Regions from separate parts of the Homo sapiens genome. Here all the other regions are linked to region 3. The links are chromatin loops, found by intact Hi-C in ENCODE. Cell type or tissue: mammary epithelial cell. All regions are shown on one strand.

Region 1 (2,500 bases), 320 kb before region 3:
CAGCACAGCATTAAGCCAAGCACAGGGCCCCAGTAAGCGCAGCAACTGCCCAGGTTTCATGCCCTTACAGATGCTCTGTCCAGTAGATGTGATTATTGTCACTACTTCTCGTCAGCCCATTTAGATCACTGGCCTAATCCAAAAGCTGGACAAAAATATCCTCCTTCCCAATAAATCTTTTCTGAAATAAGATACATATGGGTCACAAACTCTGGTACCTTTTTACCAGAAGGGTGATTGTTGGAAAAGAAGAGCTCAATTTTATTCAATCCTCTTTCAATTTCCACACTAGTCATTTGAGATTTTAATTCGCATGCACATTTGGCCTCCGTCTCCTTGTAGCTGCACATCTTGTGTAAATCCCTTGAACTCTCTGTCCATTCGTTCTTGTCATCGTAAAATGGGGATGCTAAACCTCATCTCTGGGGTTGATTAGTATTAGGTTGGTGCAAAAGTAATTGGGGTAATATTTACTGACATCCTGAGTGTGAATCTTCTGGTGTAAACAATTCACTTCCTGAGAATTCCCCACACTCACAGTTGTGTGCATAAATCCTTCATCTGATACTGGATAAGTCAGCAGGTCTCCAGGTGTGCAATGGTGAGGACAAGGTCCCTAATATCAATCTATGGAAGAGGCAGCTTGGGCAATTATCTGGCCTCCTCACTCTCCCTGTAACAGAATTTACCCATGAAAGTCTGCAGACCTTGTCGCTGGGGAAGAAGGTGGGAGAAAGAAGAAGAACCCAAGACATTTCTGTTGCATCGCTCATTATCTGCAGTTGGATGCTATCAACTGCAGTCTACTAACAGCCTATTTCATTTCAGGGAGGAGACCTGAATGAAAGCATGGTGGGGATTGGGTGAAGGTAGGAATAAAGAGAGATGGAAAACAGATTCCGCACTTTGACAAGTGGGATGCAAAGATGCTGTAGTCTATTTGATCAAAGTGGGGGAAAAACACTTTTGTCAAACTGTCTGCTTTGTTTACGGGCAGTGCCATTCTCGCACATCATTTGCCTCTTTGCATAAATGCTCTGTCTACATTTTTTATTCACCGTTGGATGATCAGTGCAAGGCATGTTTTTCTCTGCAACAGATTTATTTAAATTTACTGAACTCTTAAGCAGTCAGCTTACAGCAACTACTATAATCTCTTCTTCTTTACTCACAACCAAAGACACATATCACACAAAGAATAATAAAAGTAGGAGGAGGATTAGGAGAATTTTGTGTCACAGTGAACAAAGCTCAGCTAGCATTATGCTTTAAAAATAATGGCTTTTCTGTCTCATAGGCAAGGAGAAATAACTTTTCCACCACATAATAAATTTATTAGCCTTTTTGACCTCATCATTCCTACCTTAACTTAGATACAGCATCAAAGACAAGAACATCTGTTCGACAGTAATATTTCCAATTCAGCGTCTTTAACATTCACTGCTTGCTGCTGCTCCAAAGTTACTGCGTGAGCGCCACCTGGTGGCAGTTTTGTAGGTTGCGCAATGTAATATCACATAAAGGTAAAGTATGGGAGTTGGATTTTTCTTTTCACCACGCAAAGAGCTTACTAGTAGGCAAACGTCTTGAAATAATTGCCATAAGTCTGGAGTCTGTAATACACCTTAAAAACAGTAAATAGTACATTCTTCCCTTTTATTGTTACCTAAACCCAGCCGTTTCCCTTTTTTTTCACACCTTGCTATTTCTGACTGAAATCTCGTTTTTCCTTTGCATCTTATTCCAACGTGTTCTCCCATACACTCCTAACACCTTCAAGATGTAACTCTTTATGTAGTTCCTTCAGAAAGCCTTCCTGGTCCTGTGTGTTTCAAGATTCCAAGAGAAACAGACAGCACATTAAAACTGGATTATTGGAGAAGAGTTAATAATTCTAAAAAGCGCTGACGGAAGTATGGGCAGGATAGAAGGAACCCACAAATGATATTGCAGAATTCCAAGAGTAGTAACCAGTGCCCCTACTACCTAGTTCTAAAGGCGCAAAGGGACAGTGGCTCTGGGGAGCGAGTGGTCTGACAGGCAGGTGACCTCTGTGGAGGGTCCAGGTCTTCCTATCTCCTATGGATGCTCCTCATTGGCCAATCCCAACAGCAAACCTGAGATCAAGGGAAGCCAGTCCCCTTTGCCCCTGGAGGCATGGGCCATGGAGAGAAAGGCATTGATAGGAGGTGTAGGGTGGTTAACAGAAGGCATCCACCACTGTCCCCAGCCTGAATCCCTCCCCCATCATCACGGTCACCCATGGATGATAATGCATTTATAGATAGAAGATCAAAAGATTAAATATAGATACAAACCATTATATTGAAAGACTAAATGATGGAACAAATCACAATTTTCCAAGATTTATAACTTGTCTTTCCTCTCAGACTGCTATCTACCCATTCTTAGCTACCTCTAACTTCCTTCATTCAGTGCTGCTATACCTCAGCATTTGCCTTGTTTAAAGGTGTGCTAGGGTATGTTAATAGCAGCTATG
Region 2 (2,500 bases), 81 kb before region 3:
TTCCATACAACTGCCATATTTTATCATATAGTCAATCCAATTTCCCAACTTGAAAAATGTTTCCAGTTGCCCCTGTATGATTTCAGAAATTGCATTCATAATCCTAGTCCTGTGCTCTTCCAACATGTTTAGCTATGAAGAATAAACAGCAATTTAAATGCTTGTTTCCATAATATTCTTGCTTATAGAAATTGGAAATTTTACACTTTAAGAGACATAAACATATTGCATAACATTTACAACTTCCTTAAAAATATGAAGGAACTCTTCTGAGGCTTCTTATTAGAATAGTGGATTTGTGTATCAGTAGCCAATATCTAGTGCCTTTATCTGCTCCGGAAGGAGATCTGATGCCTTCTGTTGTTTACATTATATATGAGCTTTACCAATGCACAATTGCTCAAAGACAACTTTCATAAGAAATTTCAGCAAACACACAGGGTCCCTCTCCCCTTTGACAAAGAAAGTTTCTGGGCTAAAACATACCGCTGTGCAGTTTGTATGTAGCACAACTCCAGGGGCGACACTCCTAGATTAGGAGGTGAATGGAATCCCCAGGGTTGTTGACCACAGTGCTCCAGGCAGGGCCTTTGTGAGATATGAAAAGCTTGGCAACCCCTCAACTAGTCTTTCATATCTTTCCCTGGGCCCATCCCTCAGGCTTCCTTTCAGCTCTAGGGTTCTACGACTTTTCTTTTCCTCATTTTCAAGGCCAGGAGAGGGAGAGGTATGAAAACATCAAACTACCTGTGTTCAGGTATCCACATCTCCTTCTAACCGCATACAAGTTTTAAAAAATATAATGTACTACTAGAAAATTTGAGGTACAGTAAGGCCAACAGATCAGGAAATAGCTGCTATTGAAAAGATAGTTTGTTACCCACAGGTCCCTGGAAGAGGAGGCATGCCACACCATGGTGGGGGACATGTGAGAAGGTACTGGGGTCCCTCAAGAGGCAGAAGGGAGAGAGGAAACTGTAGGCAAAAGCCTTTGTTGTGGTTTCCATGGGAAGGAAGAGGAAGGACAGGGTAGGCAGGCCCCCTTTTGGTGAGTTTGCATAATTGCAGCAAGCTCTGGGGCATCTGTCCTTAGTTGTCTGGTGTTGGCTCTGGTGTGATGAGGGCAGGTGCATGGTGGCCCAGCGTGTGAGAGCCCAGTAAAGAAGGTGGCTGGTGGTGTGAACTCTGAATGCATTTATTTGTATTTGAAATTTGAAAGGCATGCCACAAGGAGGAACTGTTATTTCAAGGATGGGGAGTGATCAGGTAAGCAGGGGTTCACGGCGGGTGACTCAGGCATATTGGATTGTTGGATTGTCCAGAACAAGGACAGCATATGCATGTAGGACAAATGTTAAAGCATCAAATTTACTGAAGCTAGAAGCATGGTTAATATAACATCTAGGGAAGACATTCTTGGGGACCAGAATCACTCCTATCTCTTCTATATGTATACCCAGTGCTAGACTTCCATTCGAAAGGGCAGAAAGCTTACAGCACACAACTAGCAAAGCCCAAAGCCAGAAGAGCTAACTCTGGTTGTGAGGGGAACCAGACACACCCAGAAGAGTTCTGAACAACTTAAGAGTGGCTGATATTACCCAGTTAGTAACAGCACTATCAAGCCAGATCTAAACAACTATGAGTAGCTTTGTATAGTACTTAATAGTTCATATAGTCAGAGGAAGCAAAGACAAGAAGAAAAATGGAAACTGGCATGAATTGACTGTTGCTATTTATTGATTACCTTTTTCAGGGTAGTACATATTGTTCTTACAACTTTATCTCATTTTACCAAGAATTTAAATAAACCAACTATGTGAATTAAATAATAATGGAGGCAATAAAAGTTATTATAGAATAACGAAAAGAAAAAAATGTAAAGAAAAGGAAGAGGCAACATGTAGGGAAAAATGTTCCCTAAGTCAACAAGCAGTTATAAGGTCTTCCTGGCCTTAATCTAAGTCCCAAATGGTCAAAGGAAATAAGCTCTCTCATGTTTTTATTATGTTAAAATCCAGTGATCTGAAAAAAAAAATCCAGGCCGGGCGCGGTGGCTCACGCCTGTAATCCCAGCACTTTGGGAGGCTGAGGTGGGCGGATCATGAGGTCAGGAGATCGAGACCATCCTGGCTAACACGGGTGAAATCCCGTCTCTACTAAAAATACAAAAAAATTAGCTGGGCGTGGTGGCGGGCACCTGTAGTCCCAGCTACTCGGGAGGCTGAGGCAGGAGAACGGTGTGAACTCGGGAGGTGGAGCTTGCAGTGAGCCGACATCATGCCACTGCACTCCAGCCTGGGTGACAGAGCAAGACTCCATCTCAAAAAAAAAAAAAAAAAAAAAAAAAATCCAGACCTCCCTAAAATGATTCCCTTCCCATTGATGGGAATATGCCTATTTGTTCAATTTTTCTTTGTTGAAATACTCTTAGATTTTATGTCAATATACAATTAAAAGCGGATAGCAAAAAAGAAACAGTAACTCTCATTTTATTTCT
Region 3 (2,500 bases):
TAAAGATAAGCATATATTCAAGGAAATGCATTTCTACATCATTATCTGAGGACAATATTGGTGATGTCCCCTGGGTATTCAGGTTTTAAATGAGCCAGTTCAACAGTATCTTGATACATTTCCTGATGTGTCTCACACTCTTTTTCTTATATGCAAATTTTTCTATCTAGATTATATGCAAGTAAAGTTTAAATTCTATATTATTTCTGTGACGGAAAGTTATTGATCTTATAGCTATCATGTTGCTATCAGACAAATGTCCAATTCTAATTTATCTGTTAAGTTTATTTTAATTTTGCACTGTAAGCATCTGTGTCACACTAAAATTGTTTAAAGAAGTGTTTATGCAGGCTGTTTAAGAGGCAATGTGGAAAGAATAGTGACCAAGACAGAAAATTCTCTTGTATTTGAAGCTCTGTCCCAGAACTTGTAGCTGCTTGGCACTGGGCAAGTTACCGCTTCTCTCCGTTTCCCAGTAACTTCATCCAATACTTCAAAGGCTGTTGTGGGAATAATTGAGTTAATATATGCAAAGTACTTAAACAGCGCCTAAAACCATTAGAATGACACAAGTACCTGATGTTATTATGTAATTTCGCAAGTCTACATTTGAAATTTAAATACTGTCTTTATGTAGGATCTAATTACTTACAAGCGTCCCTTTGGCTGTGTCCTGTGAAATTTCATTTTTAAAACCTCTGATGGTAACAAAATTGCTTTGAATAATCTCTCTTAAATATTCTGGTATCTGTAAGGATCCACATTTCCAAAGACATTTTTAATTCAAAATGCTTCCTACCTTCAGAAGAATACCAGATTTTCTAGAAATTTTAAAAGTAAGATTCTGAATTCAAGGTCTGTATCTGCAACATGCCAATGGGAAGCTAGAGAGTAGTTAGTGTTCCCTGCAGAGTGACAGCACTTCCAATATTCACTCATGAGTCTCTTCTAAATTACCACTGAAACGTGCAGCTGAGGATCACATGCATGTCTGACCACTGAGCTGGAATATATAAGATGATATTTGAATTTGCTTTTCTGGGATTGAAAGGATAATACACCAGCGCCACCTAGTTGTCCAGATACAATGTGCTACTTATTTATTCTTGAAAGGAATTATGCTCTTACAAGTAGAAATGTAAAATTTTAATTTTTTTTACCATTGACATAGGCCCTGTATTTATTTTAACAAATTCTCATTTCTGCAAGTGATACAAGTGATAAATTCAAGGTTCCATTTAAGGTAAATATTCCTCATGTTTATTTTATTTATACAAGAGGATTGGCAAACCTCAGATACTAATCTTCATTAATTTGCTTTAATTTTGCTGTAAAAATATCTGAATTACTTAACACACCTGCCACATCAGCATATATCAGTTGTATATTACTGTGTGTCCCAGTATCTTAAGCGTCACATAGCAGAGCATATTCTTTCTATTAAAATTAAGATTGTATATGGGATATTCTGGAGGTGAAATACATTTTTTCACACACTGCATAAGAATTAAATGTTAATTCTGTAATAAGGTACACACGCAGTTAATGGTCTCTATTTTTTACTCAGCCTGAGCAATGTGCGGAGGTGGCTGAAGCCCCTTCAGTAAAATAATCGCGATGTGTATTTGACATAGCTGGTTCTGGAAGGCAGGAAGTTCTGCCAGGTCTCGGCTGGAATCAAACACCTAAGGACACAGACCTGAGATTGCTCTGCAGCCAGACGGAGCTGGAGTCAGGAACTCAGAGGGAAGAGAGATGCTTCAGGCAGTGAGGCCCAAGGCAACAAATGACTCCAATGTTTAGACAAGTTCTGGGAAGAAAAGAAACTGTACGTGCAAGCTACGCATCTGTCAGTAAGCCCTCATCTATGTGTTACTGCATGTTCAGACAATTTCAGGATACAGAACCTGAAAATCATATAACTGCTGAGTCATCGTCCTGTCTACTCACCATGACAGAGTCCTCCCAAATGGAAACTGGTTGCCAGCCCCCCACTCTTCCTTTTTCTAATAAAGCAGCTGATACATTATTGTCCCCACTGGGCTCAGTCACTAGCTAAACATGCTGCTGTGGGAATAGTTTTGGGGATAAGATACACAAAACATACAACAGGATGGGGCAAAGAATTAGAGAAACATCAACTTGGAAAGAAGGATGTGACAATTCCCTCTTCTCTTGGGAAAGTGAAAGTGAAAGCTTTTCCACATAGCAGAGAGAGAGAGTGGTTCACACTGTGTCCTGCATCCCTGTGACCTTTTATCTCACCATTGCTTGTTATATCACCCAGATTGTCACCTCACGGGGAGATCCTTGGGACCTGCAGCCTCATCCCTTCTGCTTCCTTCTGACCTAGGAGTCACCTCACGTGTTGGACTGTGGCTGAACTTCAGTGCCCAGTCCTCAGCAGCGGCAGATCTCAGCTCCTGCAACATTTGTTCCAAGATACAAGACACTGTGTGCAGATAATTACGTAGCTTTTGAAATTCTAGCAAAAGCTAAA

Evidence for each region. Peaks named below come from ENCODE experiments on the same cell type or tissue, not always from the same donor. Only the 100,000 strongest peaks of a DNase experiment are listed, where the experiment ranks them.
Region 1: a loop joins it to region 3, with 8 times the contacts of the local background. A loop is called at or near these places in 12 of 110 quality-filtered maps.
Region 2: a loop joins it to region 3, with 6 times the contacts of the local background. A loop is called at or near these places in 2 of 110 quality-filtered maps.

Annotation. Positions count from the first base shown.
Region 1 is chr4:181,142,428-181,144,927 of GRCh38, reverse strand. The region is part of intron 2 of LINC00290 (long intergenic non-protein coding RNA 290); the gene reads left to right. Among named protein-coding and RNA genes, the nearest start is that of LINC00290, 15 kb to the left of the region's middle. In mammary epithelial cell, a CTCF peak has its summit at 1,479 (motif pointing left); no DNase peak of the experiment used is centred here.
Region 2 is chr4:180,908,024-180,910,523 of GRCh38, reverse strand. The region is part of intron 2 of LOC105377568 (a long non-coding RNA gene); the gene reads left to right. Among named protein-coding and RNA genes, the nearest start is that of LINC00290, 250 kb to the left of the region's middle. In mammary epithelial cell, a CTCF peak has its summit at 1,045; no DNase peak of the experiment used is centred here.
Region 3 is chr4:180,827,184-180,829,683 of GRCh38, reverse strand. No RefSeq gene overlaps it. Among named protein-coding and RNA genes, the nearest start is that of LINC00290, 330 kb to the left of the region's middle. RefSeq lists an enhancer at 1,336-2,500. In mammary epithelial cell, a CTCF peak has its summit at 1,066; a DNase peak (open chromatin) is centred at 1,843; H3K4me3 peaks cover 221 bases; H3K27ac peaks cover 1,609 bases.